Regions from separate parts of the Homo sapiens genome. Here region 2 is linked to region 1. A link is a contact called in ENCODE Hi-C or POLR2A ChIA-PET data. All regions are on one chromosome and are shown on one strand. Each heading gives the region's core, a stretch centred on a gene start or an enhancer-like site at or near the end of the contact. The rest is flanking DNA. Distances are from core to core; before and after follow the strand shown.

Evidence for each region. A loop is a pair of places that touch in the nucleus more often than their neighbours do. ChIA-PET counts read pairs that join two places held with the same protein, here RNA polymerase II (POLR2A). Pooled maps may share reads with other maps.
Region 2: a loop to region 1 is called in a pooled map, with 2.5 times the contacts of the local background. The contact joins two enhancer-like sites. A Hi-C loop is called at or near these places in 2 of 37 single-sample maps with no recorded cell type and 2 of 50 pooled maps. POLR2A ChIA-PET finds 5 or more read pairs at or near these places in 2 of 52 experiments (CD4-positive, alpha-beta T cell and Caco-2).

What each region holds. Positions count from the first base shown.
Region 1 is chr2:62,124,583-62,131,501 of GRCh38, forward strand. The region is part of intron 2 of COMMD1 (copper metabolism domain containing 1); the gene reads left to right. Among named protein-coding and RNA genes, the nearest start is that of B3GNT2, 68 kb to the right of the region's middle. RefSeq lists a silencer at 5,018-5,218 and an enhancer at 5,069-5,118. Within about 2 kb of position 5,134, at least 3 of the 41 ENCODE cell types and tissues checked have a DNase peak (open chromatin) inside an H3K27ac peak, as active enhancers do.
Region 2 is chr2:62,329,440-62,336,160 of GRCh38, forward strand. No RefSeq gene overlaps it. Among named protein-coding and RNA genes, the nearest start is that of MIR5192, 130 kb to the left of the region's middle. RefSeq lists an enhancer at 4,565-4,794. Within about 2 kb of position 4,723, at least 3 of the 41 ENCODE cell types and tissues checked have a DNase peak (open chromatin) inside an H3K27ac peak, as active enhancers do.

The sequences.
Region 1 (6,919 bases), core at 3,884-6,383:
TCTGTCGCCCAGCCTGGAGTGTAGTGGTACCATCTCAGCTCACTGCAACCTCCGCCTCCTGGGTTCAAGTGATTCTTGTGCTTCAGCCACATGAGTAGCTGGGGTTACAGGTTTGTGCCACCAAGCCCGGCTAATTTTTGTATTTTTAGTGGAGATGGGGTTTTACTATGTGAGCCAGGCTGGTCTCAAACTCCTGGCCTCAAGCAATCCACCTGCCTTGGCCTCCCAATTTTGCCATTTTATATTAAACCTGTGTGTGTCCCTTGGAAAGTTGATCACTTAGATTTGTTTAGCAGTCACTTACATCAGTGGTAGATCTGAAATTTCCTAGATACCAAATGTCTCTTTCTTCCTTGAGTTTCTAGTAAGCCATTTGAAAGTTCATGTTTCCCGTAAAGTTTATTTTTGAATACAAGAATTTATGGGAATGCAGGCTTTTTAATTTTTAAGCATTCTAACACTGTCATCAGGTTGTCGTCACAAAAATCCTTTGAAATGCCTGAATGACATCTCCAGGAAAATCACTAATTGTCCAGTGATGATTAATGTTTTTGTATTACACTAATACTGTAATACTTAGTCCTTTTCTAGGAGATTGTGAGAATATGGATAAACACTTCCTCTAGAAGATTCTGTGACTCTGAAAGCACCTGGTAGGTGCTGAGGCACTGCTCTGTTCATTTATTAGAGTAAATTCTGTTACTTCCTGCAGACTCTATCTTAGTCCCACATAGCTCTCATCACGATATGGGTATCTATTGAGTTTGGGGGTGAGTCATTTTAATTTAATTGCTCAGTAATTAAGTTGCAGTCCTAGACTGACTGATGTCAGTCCTTTTTCAGCCTCAGTAGGATGACTTGCGTTGTGATTTGCAGTATGATTTTTTTTCTGTTTTGTTAGCATGCTCTCTGAACATAGTAGATGTGGGACTTATTGGCTATTGTGTTTGAAATGAGGCTATGTCTAGATAAAAATGGTCTGAATAAGGACCATTGGTAGTAATAGTTATTGTTTAAAAAAAAACTTTGTCAAAGGCTAAAGAAAAAATATTATGTCACAAATTTTCTTTTTGTAAAGTATTGTTTTAAGATACAGCATAAACTATCCATTGTATAAGAACAGGTTATAGCAACAAGGCCATGTTTCAGTTGTCCAGGACTTTTGATGCAAATTCTCTCTTTTTTTTAATTTTTATTTTAAGTTCTGGGGTACATGTGCAGTATGTGCAGGTTTGTTACATAGGTAAATGTGTGCCATGGTGGTTTGCTACCTATCAAACCATCACCTACATATTAAGCCCAGCATGCATTAGCTATTTTTCCTAATGCTCTCCTTCCCCCCACTTCACCCCCGACAGGCCCCAGTGAATGTTGTTCCCTCCCTGTGTCCATGTGTTCTCATTGTTCAGCTCCCACTTATAAGTGAGAACATGTGGTGTTTGGTTTTCTGTTCCTGCATTAGTTTGCTGAAGATAATGGCTTTGAGCTCCATCTGTGTACCCTGCAAAGGACATGATCTTATTCCTTTTTATGACTGCATAGTATTCCATGGTGTGTATGTACCACATTTTCTTTATCCAGCCTATCATTGATGGGCATTTGGGTTGATTCCATGTCTTTGCTGTTGTGAATAGTGCTGCAGTGAACATATATGTGCATGTATCTTTTTAATAGAATGATTTATATTCCTTTGGGTATATACCCAGTAAGGGGATTGCTGGGTCAAATGGTATTTCTGGTTCTAGATCTTTGATGAATCGCCACACCGTCTTCCACAATGGTTGGACTAATTTTACATTCCCACCAACAGTGTAAAAGCATTCCTATTTCTCCACAACCTTACTAGCATCTGTTGTTTCTTGACTTCTTAATAATTGCCATTCTGACTGGCATGAGATGTTATCTCATTGTGGTTTTGATTTGCATTTCTCTAATGATCAGTGACATTGGGCTTTTTCACATTTGTTGGCTGCATGAATGTCTTCTTTTGAGAAGTGTCTGTTCATGTCCTTTGCCCACTTTTTAATGGGTTTTTTATTGTAAATTTAAGTTCCTTGTAGATTCTAGATATTAGACCTTTGTCAGATGGATAGATGGCAAAAATTTTCTCCAACTCTGTAGGTTGCCTGTTTGCTGTGATGATAGTTTCTTTTATGAGAGCCATTCATGACAAACCCACAGCCAATATCATACTGAATGGGCAAAAGCTGGAAGCATTCCCCTTGAAAACCGGCATAAGACAGGGATGACCTCTCCCACCATTCCTATTCAACATAGTATTGAAAGTTCTGGCCAGGGCAAGCAGGCAAGAGAAAGAAATAAAGGTATTCAAATAGGAAGAGAGGAAGTCAAATTGTCTTTGTTTGCAGATGACATGATCCTATATCTAGAAAACCCTATCATCTCAGCCCAAAAGCTTCTTAAGCTGAAGCAACTTCAGCAAAGTCTCAGGATACAAAATCAGTGTGCAAAAGTCACAAGCATTCCTGTACACCAACAACAGGCAAGCAGAAAGCCAAGTCATGAATGAACTCCCATTCACAATTGCTACAAAGAGAATAAAATACCTAAGAGTACAGCTAACAAGGGAAATGAAGGACCTCTTCAAAGAGAACTACAGACCACTGCTCAAGGAAATCAGAGAGGACACAAACAAATGGAAAAACATTCCATGCTCATGGATAGGAAGAATCAATATTGCGAAAATGGCCATACTGCCCAAAGTAATTTATAGATTCAGTGCTATTGCTGTTAAACTACTATTGACATTCTTCATGGAATTAGAAGAAAGTATTTTAAAATTCATATGGAACCAAAAAAGAGTTTGCATAACCAAGACAATCCTAAGCAAAAAGAACAAAGCCGAAGATATCATGCTACCAGACTTCAAACTATACTACAAGGCCACAATAACCAAAACAGCATGGTACTGACACAAGAACAGACTCATAGATGAATGGAACAGAATAGAGAACCCAGAAATAAGACTGCACATCTACAACCATCTGATCCTCAACAAACCTGACAAAAAAAGCAATGGGGAAAGGATTCCCTATTTAATAAATGGTGCTGGGAGAACTGGCTAGCCATATGCAGAAAATTGAAACTGAACCCATTCCTCACGCCTTATATAAAAATTAACTCAAGATGAGGCCAGGGGGCCGGGCGTAGTGGCTCATGTCTGTAATCCCAACACTTTGGGAGGCTGAGGCAGACAGATCATTTGAGGTCAAGAGTTTGAGACCAGCCTGACCAACATGGTGAAACCCCATCACTACTAAAAATACAAAAAAATTAGGCATGGTGGCACATGCCTGTAGTCCCAGCTACTCAGGAGGCTGAGGCAGGAGAATTGCTTGAACCCAGGAGACAGAGGTTGCAGTGAGCCAAGATTGTGCCACTGCACTTCAGCCTGGGAGACAGAGCGAGACTCTATCTCAAAAAAAAAAAAAAAAAAGGATGAGGTTGGGCATGGTGGCTCATGCCTGTAATCCCAGCACTTTGGGAGGCTGAGGCAGGTGGATCATTTGAGATCAGAAATTCAAGACTAGCCTGGCCAAAATGGTGAAACCCTATCTCTACTAGAAATGCAAAAATTAGCCAGGCATGTTGGCATGCGCCTGTAGTCCCAGCTACTTGGGAGGCTAAGGCATGAGAATTGCTTGAACACAGCAGGCAGAGGTTGCTGTGAGCTGAGATGGCACTTCTTCACTCCAGCCTGGGCGACAGTGTGAGACTCTGTCTAAAAAAAAGAAAAAAAAAAAACAAAAAAACTCAAGATGAATTAAAGACTTAAATGTAAAACCCAAAACTGTAAAAACCCTAGAAGAAAATCTAGGCAGTACCATTCAGGGCATGGTCATGGGCAAAGATTTCATGACGAAATCACCAAAAGCAATTGAAACGAAAGCAAAAATTGACAAACGGGATCTAATTAAAGAGCAAATTCTTAATGAAATCTCATCTTAGTTGTTGATGTTGTTGTTCTTCCTCCTCCTTCTCCTACTCTTCTGCCTACCTCCCTCCCTCCCTCCTTCCCTTCCTTGCATTCTTAAGATATCAAAGTGCTACCATATAAGATATTTCAAGACCAGGCACGGTGGCTCACGCCCGTAATCCCAGCACTTTGGGAGGCCGAGGCAGGTGGATCACGAAGTCAGGAGATTGAGACCATCCTGGCTAACATAGTGAAACCCCATCTTTACTAAAAATACAAAAAATTAGCTGGGCATGGTGGCACACGCCTGTAGTCCCAGCTACTTGGGAGGCTGAGGCAGGTGAATTGCTTGAACCTGGGAGGCAGAGGATGCAGTGAGCCGAGATCACGCCACTGCACTCCAGCCTGGGCAACAGAGCGAAACTCCATCTAAAAAAAAAAAAAAAAAAATCAGTATCAAATGGTAATAGAAAATATCAAATATTGGTTCTAGCTTATCCTATTATTTAATACTTGGAGGGCAACCTTCTTACCAACCTAGGCATGATGACAGGCCTTGCTCTGCTCAACCTTGGAGTTTGTATTTGGTGATTCTATGCTTCGGCAGTCTGAAGAGACTTAGCTTTATGTGTGTACTGTTGGCTTTGTGAACCAGAAGAAATAGTGATTGAGACCAGTAAATAAAATAGGAAATGAAGAAACGATACCCTACATAGAAAATATTGGAAATATCAGAAGAATTAATATAATAACCTCTCTCTCCTCTTGCCTGAACCCAACTGTAAGGAGTGACACAATTTTTTGAGAACAGCCCCACAGGACATGGAATAAGACAGAGAAGGGAAGATAATGAATAGGAAAGGACAAATGGAAAATAATCAGCACAGTTTTCAGGAAAATATAAAATTTTAATTGGGGCCAGTGGTTCCTTAGGAAGGAAGTTGGGTGATCTTTTGCTACAGAGAAGCTATTTCTGGGATTCCAGGTCTCTTGAAGTAAAGGAGCAGTATCAATGATAATTGTAAGAAAGCCACAGAAAGTGTGGGAATGAGTGGTGAACACAGGTTTACTTATGAAGATGTTTTGAACTTCTCTGGCAGGCAATGTTCAGTGCTACTGGGTTTCTTATTTATTATTTAATTGCCCTTCAAGGAGCCATTGCCAATTTTAATGTCTGCCATATGTGTTCATTCTTGAGTGCTTGCTCTCCCTCTTCCTCTTTCTCTCTTTCTCTCCCCTCCTTCCGCTGTGGTTAAACACAGAAGACAGTTGCAGAGTTGTGGGTCAAAGGGTTATTTTAAGCATATGAAAGGACAGCCCAAACAGAGGATAGGCTTTATGGCCAAAGTTTGTGCTCAATAAAGAGTCCCTTTGAGCCGGGCGCCGTGGCTTACGCCTGTAATCCCAGCACTTTGGGAGGCCGAGGCGGGTGGATCACGAGGTCAGGAGATCGAGATCATCCTGGCTAACACGGTGAAACCCCTTCTCTACTAAAAATATAAAAAATTAGCCGGGCGTGGTGGTGGGTGCCTGTAGTCCCAGCTATTCAGGAGGCTGAGGCAGGAGAACGGCGTGAACCCGGGAGGCGGAGCTTGCAATGAGCCGAGATCGCGCCAGTGAGCGAGACTCTGTCTCAAAAAAAAAAAAAAACAAACAAAAAAACAAACAAGAGTCCCTTTGTGTCAACAAATGAAATTAAAAGAAAAATCTGGGGTAATAAGCTTTATGAAACATAGCCAGCTTTATGTGACTTTTTTTTTTTTTTTCTTTTTTGAGATGGAGTCTCAATCTGTCGCCCAGGCTGGAGTGCAGTGGCGCAGTCTTGGCTCACTGCAACCTCCCTCTCCCAGGTTCAAGTGATTCTCCTGCGTCAGCCTCCCAAGTAGCTGCGATTACAGGTGCACACCTATGTGGCCTTTTTGAATCAGTATTGGTTAGTGAAATTCTAAGGCATCCTTTCCCACTCTCACCCTCCATCCCCCAAATTTATCATTTTTAAAAGAAAACACAAGACATTAGAGCCAACATTGCCAATGTTGTATTATAATCCTAAATATGATCCATAAATTAGAGGATAAAGCGTTGTGAAAATTTTGCATGGGAAGTAGTATTACTGTAGAAAATATAGGACTGTTGTTTTATTTTATGTTGAATTTGTTCTAAATGGTTCTATTCAAGTATTTAATATGTGATAAGTCTTTTATTTTCTAGTTTAAGCATTTTGTCACTGTAGTATTGTTTTGCAGAAGAATTGCTCAGAACCTAGTTAAGGAGGTTTTTAAAATGGACAATAATACTCAAAGAGGTTATTTAGTGTGTAGATGGATAAAACCAAACATTTGCTTACTAACAGCCTTCAGTTATTCTGTAAACTAATAATCAATTATGCTCTCTAACCTTGCTAGGAAGTGAGTTAAAGCTAAAGCATTAAAGATTTAGGCTTGACCAGTAAGTTTCCTGAGGAGTGTTGAGTGGTTACCAGGGAAGGAGTTCATTAGGAATATGTGAGATGGCCTTGTCAGGAGGTGTTAGAGCTGGCTCGGTTTTTTTGTTGGTTTGGAGAGGGAATCCTCTCACGGATTTTGTCATAGGATTTTGTGGCTTTTTAACATTTGCACTTGGAGAGACAAAAATTTGAATATTTTGCCTTTGCTTTCCATTGTAATTTGGAATGGCTATTTAAACCGTTGAGTTTAATACACTGCTGTACTCCCCAGGATCACAAAGTACATGTTCTTGACAATGATGTGCTTGCTTATCTGCTAGCCACATTCTGACTCTACTCCATACTGCATCCTTTACTGAAAAGAAGCTAGTTTGATTCTTGACTCAGATACTTAAATACAGGAATTTTAGTCTTGTCATCTCTTATTTTTATCACCAGTTAAGCCCAAGATGACCATGAAAACAGTAACAAGTGTTTCAGATTGCTCTTGTACCTTCTGCCTCTGGCTTGATAAGCATCACATCTGCCTGCCTGCC
Region 2 (6,721 bases), core at 3,473-5,972, 200 kb after region 1:
GACCTGCTGATAGCTCATAACCTGCACATTTAAAAGCATTGCACTAAGCAGAATACCCTTTTATCTCCCCTCCCAGGGCTAAATATTTGTGTAATGCTTTAGTGTCTACAAAGCATGTTTTAAAGCGTACATTATCCCATTTAATCCTTGCACAATCCCAAAATGGGAATAATAACTTTCCTTTTATAAATGGGGGGAAATGAGGTCTAAAATGTTGGAGCAGCTTGCCAAAGTCATGCACCCAGAAATGCAGAGTTTGGATATTAATCTCTGAATCTAAATCCAGGGCTCTTTCACCAAAACCAGACGCCTAGTCCCACTTTATCAATACCTTCAACTCTTATGGTTTAGGTTAAACTAGACAAAGTAAACTCTTTTTGCGTAAACTGGATTCTTAGCGCTCACAAAACCTCAGAATTCTTTGTGAGCCTGGAGTTTGCATACCTGTCCTGCCTTCCCTTTCCTTAGCCCGGGTGGTCTGGCAGAGCTGGGAAGGTCGTTGCAGAGTATAAGGTGTACCACTTTCCCCCCAGGGCAAGAGGCCTCTACACCCACCTGGGGCTTCACTGTGGCTGGCCTTGGGTTTGAGCCCTGCCTTTGAACACAGCAGGGGGACACAGTCCCTGCCCTGGGCTGGAAGTAGTTGATTCACGCTGCTGTAACAAAATACCATACACTGGGCAGCTTATAAACAACAGAAATGTATTTCTCATAGTTGTAGAGGCTGGGAAATCCCAAGATGAAAGTTCTGGCAGATTCAGTGTCTGTTGAAGGTCTGCTTCCTGGTTCATAGATGGCGCCGTCTCAATGTGTCCTCACTTGGTAGAAGGAGTGTCGATGAAAAGAGTCCAACTCTGTAAAATATTTGAAGAGATTTATTCCGAGCTAAATATGAGTGACCCATGGCCCATGACACAGCCCTCAGGAGGGCCTGAGAACATGCGCCCAAGGTGGTCAGGGCACAGTTTGGTTTTATACATTTTAGGAAAACATTAGTGTATTAGTCCTTTTTCATACTGCTATAAAGAATGGCTTGAGACCAGGTAATTTATAAAGAAAAGAGGTTTAATTGACTCACAGTTCAGCATGGCTGGGGAGGCCTCAGGAAACTTATAATCATGGCAGAAGGTGAAGCAAGGCACCTTCTTCACAAGGCAGCAGGAAGGAGAAGTGTTGAGCGGAGGGGGAAGAGTCCCTTATAAAACCATCAGATCTCATGAGAACTCACTCACTATCACAAGAACAGCATGGAGGGAACTATCCCTTGATTCAATTACCTCCACCTGGTTTCTCCCTTGACATGTGGGGATTATGGGGATTACTCTTCTAGATGAGATTTAGGTGGGGACACAGAACCTAACCATATCAATGAGACATCAATCTAATACACATAAATGTACATTGGTTTGGTCCAGAAAGGTAGGACAACAGGAAGGAGTGGGGGACTTCCAGGTCATAGGTAGATTCAAAAATTTTTCTGATTGGCAATTGGTTGAAAGAGTTAAGTTATTGTCTAAAGACTTAGGAATGCCTGGGATAAGATAAGGGGTTGTAGAGGCAAGGTTTTCTCATGCAGGTAAAGCCTCTAGGTAGTGGGCTTCAGAGAGAATAGATTGTAAATGTTTCTTATCAGACTTAAAGAGTCTGTTCTATCAGTAATTCCAAAAAGGAGGAGGGTATAGGGAGGCAGTCTGACCCCTCCTTTCCATCATGGCCTGAACTAGTTTTTCAGGTTAGCTTTGGAATGCCCTTGCCAAGAGGAGGGGTCTGTGCAGATGGTGCGGGGCTTAGAATTTTATTTTTGGTTTACAGGAGCAAGGCAGCTCCCTGGGCTTTTTCTACAAAGGCTCTAATCCCACTCATGAGGGCACAGCCCTCACAACCTAATCACCCCCAAAGGCCCCCCCAACCCACCTCCTAACACCATTACCTTGGGGGTTAGGATTTTAACCAGAGAGGAGGAATTTTGGGGGAACACAAACATTCAGACCTTGGCACTCAGGAAGCTGGGAAATGATACCAGGTATTGGAGAGGAAAAATGGCTTTCCTCTATCCTTCTGGTTCATTGGCTAGGCTACTAATTACATTGACATTAGACAGATTAACAGGGGGAAAAACATGTTTAATTCCATGCATACACATGGGAGACCCACAGAAACAGGAGAGTCACAGAAGGGCCAAATGATTGGAGGTTATATAGCATCCTGAGCTACAGAAAGGAACAGGGGCTTGGGGCTTCTGGGGGGTTACCTTACACAGATGAAAAGTCTCTCAGGTAATAAAGCTTGTCTAAGCAGCCTTCTTCCTAATACAGATACTTTTACTAAGGTAAACTTCCTTTATAGATGTGTTTTTTTTTTTTTATAAAAAGAAAGCTTTTCAGAGCTACCCCTGTCTGCAGTTTCTCAGAATAACCAGCTCAAAATATACCAATGAAGTGTATTTTGGGGTGGCATATTTGGGTCTCCTACAGTAATATTTTTGGGTGGTGTGTCCTGAGCCCCAACACAGAAAGACAAACGATGGGGTCTGAGGACAGGTGAGCCAGCCTGAGGGTGAGTGGCTTTGGGTGGGGGACTGGGGAAAGGTCAACTGAATGAGCTGAGGATAGGGATGGGGTATCACATATTCAGGAAATGCTGAACACCCTGGGGGAGGGAAAGAAAACCTGGGGGTTAGAAAGCATGTCTACCAGGTGGGGCATGGTGGCTCAAGCACTTTGGGAGGCCGAGGCAGGTGGATCACCTGAGGCCAGGAGTTTGAGACCAGCCTGGCCAACATGGTGAAACCCCATCTCCACTAAAAATACAAAAAAGTTAGCCAGGGGTATTGGTGTGCACCTGTAATCCTAGCTACTTAGGAGGCTGAAGCAGGAGAATCTCTTGAACTCGAAAGGCAGAGGGTTGCTGTGAGCTGAGATCACGCCACTGCACTCCAGCCTGGGCGACAGAGCAAGACTCCGTCTCAAAAAAAAAAAAAAAAAAAAAAAAAAAAAAAAAAAAAAGCATGTCTACCAGTTTTCAAGTTGAAACACTGCCTCTCCTTCTTATTCTCCTACAATTCTGCTTCCATGGGTTTTCTACATGTGGCAGTGGTTAGGAGGAGTTTTGCAACATTTCAAACAAATGAGCTTTGTGTTTGTAGGGAAGGAAGGCTATCTAAACACTGATATGTCTAGAGAGACTGGTGAAGAACTTTTCCAAATGGGCTGCCAGGCTCTGCAAGCCAGTGAGCTCAGAGAAAAGCTCATCAGGGCCAAGAGAGAACTCTTTCTATATCCTCAGGATCCAGCCCTAGGTACCCGGGACAGCATTCTCTTCCCACCCAGAGAAGCCAGGGTTCCACAGAACTGAGCCTCCTTCCAGCACTAGCGGCTGGTGGGGGTTGAGGATTACCCGTATTTCATCCAACTGGAGACACCATCCACTGTAAGCTGCACTGTTATTTTATGTACCATTATGCAAGAAAAAAAAAAGCCAAATATGGAGACACCACTTAAAAGCTGGGATGCTGTAAGAAAATAAGTCTTCCCACAGGAGTGGCAGGCTGGAAATGCGCACGTCTCAATCCTGACACTGTGGAGGGAGGAACAACAATTCTCTCCTGACAATTTGAACCACGAGCCTGTGCTCATGCAGATTTGAGGTCTGAATTCATGCTGTCAGTGTGGTCTGAAAAAGTCAAGCTGAAAATTAATTTAATGTGGTCTCAGGTTGGTGGTGACCTAGAAGTGACTGGCAGCTGTGCATCATTTCCAGGAGAACTCAGCTTCGCATTGCAGGACGCCACTCATTTTAAAACACATCCTGGTTTCAGTGATGTTAAATATGAAGAAATGTGTTGCTTAAAATTAATGATGAAGGGGGCCAGGTGCGGTGGCTCACGCCTGTAATCCCAGCACTTTGGGAGGCTGAGGTGGGTGGATCATGAGGTCAAGAGATTGAGACTATCCTGGCCAACACGGTGAAACCCCATCTCTACTAAAAATACAAAAATTAGCTGGGCATGGTGGCGCGTGCCTGTAGTCCCAGCTACTCGGGAGGCTGAGGCAGGAGAATCACTTGAATCCGGGAGGCAGAGGCTGCAGTGAGCCAAGATTCCACCACTGCACTCCAGCCTGGCAACACAGCGAGACTCCATCTCAAAAAAAAAAAAAAAATTAATGATGTATGGGCATGAAACGGATGTGACGTTGGCTGAACTTATTACTAACTTTTCCAGGTTTGTCTGGAACGTTCCTGGTTTTAGCTCTAAAAGCCATGCTCCCTATGAAATCCCTCAGTCCCAGATGAACCACAAAGGTTGATCACTCCACCCATCTGGTTGTCTTTTGGAGTTATCTCCTCTGGCCTAGGGGGCCTTGTTTTTACAGGGGTGGGATGATTGTACCGCAGCACGGACACCTGACCTGGGGGGAGAATAGGGGAATATGGAAATTTAAACTCAGGAATCTGAAGAAATGAGAACACTTTCGGAGAACACTAGGCCTGGCCTAGTTATTCAGTTTCTCTTGGGTTCCTGTGCATTGAAATAATTTCAATAAATTCTCCCTTTTATTTACGTGCTCTTTGAGGGGTGGGGTAATTTCAGTATATCTCTGGCCTTTATAGCTAATGGGGCCCTGACTGAGGTAGGGAGGCAGCCCTGAAAGGCTTTTTAGAGGCTCCAAGACTAGCCTAGGCGCCAGGCTTGCCACTTGGAAAGCTTCCAAGAGAAACCAGCGATGCCTGTCAGCGGGTCTGTGTATGTAGGGGATGGGCTCTCCTTAGGCAGATTTGTCTAAATGAAGCAGAAGTACCATGAGCTCCATCCAACACTGTTGTTATTCTCACAACCCTGTAATTAGAATGATGTGAATTATTCCCTAAACAAAGGCCTAGAGAATAGTTTAACCATCTCTGTTTTATTTGTGTACTAAATAACTGTACTTGGAGTCATGTTTGTTTCCAAGCTCCTTATCACGTGTTTTCCTTTTTCTCTTCCCTGCCTCCTATACCAGTAAACTTCTTGAGGGAAGAGTAAGGTTCTCCTGCTCATACCTGCCTCTCCCAGGGCCCAGCATAGCTGCTTGTTTTCCTGTAAGCTCCTCGAGGACAGGGAGTGGGCCTCTGTGTGTTCCTAACGCCGAGCACCATCGTGACACCTAATAAGTTCTCAGTGAGTGAGTGCTGAACTGAGCTGCCACTTGTAGACTCACCAATAAATACCTGAGCCAAGGATGACGGATTTCCTCATCCAGTCATTCACTGAGTAGTTAATGAATTTGTATTATACGCCTCCATGCAGCTTACATTCTACTGAAAGGCAGACCAAAACCTAGTAAACAGACAAATAAAGTCAGAATAAGGTATGGTAAATGCTGTGGGAAACAAAAAGGAGAAAGAGGCCTAGTTGAGATAGAATAGCCAGGGAAAAACCCCTCTGAGGAGGTGACAGCTGTGAGAAAGGAAACACTTTCTCCCCACTCTCTTAGGTTCAGTGTTGGAGGCCTGTGAATTAAACTGACAAAAGACAGATTGGCAAAACAAAAACAGAATTTTACTCACATACATACATGGGAATTCACAGAAAAATGTGGCTCAAAGAGGTGATTAGGATTGGGGGCTTATATATCTTTTTCACAGGCTCTCAGATGAAAGACCTTTGTCTTTTGGCGGTAGCTCTGACATTTTATGACACAATATACACCCTTAATAGGAGAAGGGGATGGAGAGAAAGGAGACTGGAAAACCAGCGACTTCTAGAAAAGATAAATGGGCCCTAAGGCAAATAGATATGAGGGAGATATGATAGTTTTGTGACCATGTCTATTTAGGAGAGTTTTTATAGCCTTGTGGCTTCCCCTCTGGTGAAGGGAGTCACTCTTCCATGGTTGGGAAACCTCTGGGAAGGGGATCTATGATGGTTGCATTCTTTTGGGAGGCTCTGCTTTTAGGCAGAAAGGGGAGTTTAGGAAAGAAACTCTCTTCACCATGGTATGTTCTGGATCCTTTTGCTAGAAAGTTGGTTTCTTTTTTTTTTTTTTCTTGAAACAGAGTCTTGCTCTGTCACCCAGGCTGGAGTGCAATGGCTTGTGGATGTCCTTCTGCAGCTTTCTCTGTATTCATTGTTATGGACTGAATTGTGTCCCTCCAGATTCATACGGCGAAGCCCTAAACCCCTAATTCGACTGTATTTGGAGGCAGGGCCTACAAGGAGCTAATTAAGATTTAGTGAGGTCACAAGGGTGCAGCCTAAAGCCAAAAGGACCGCTGTCCTTATAAGAAGGGAAAGAGACACGAGAGAGCTCCCACTTCTCTCCTAAGCAAGCACAAAGAAGGGGCCATATGAGGACATAGGAGAAGGCAGCTGTCTACAGGACAGGAAGAAAGGCCTCACCAGAAAGCAGCCCTGACAGCATTTTGATCTTGGACTTCCGGCCTCCAGAACTGAGAAAATAAATCTCTGTTGCTGAAGCCACCCAGTCTGTGGTATTTTGTGATGGCAGCCCTAGCCAACTAATAGACTCGGATTAGTATACACAAAGATCCGTGCACAGGGAGTGTGTCTTATTTGATGTTTATTTGAGCAAAAATGGGATTGGGCTATACTCTCTTTCCTCTGAAACTAGCCTTAGTCATTAACACTATTAAATGGCCGTCTGGCTTCTTGCTGACACCCCACATCCAGTTCCATCAGGACGTCCTGCAGGCTCCACCTTCAAAATCCATCTGGAATCAG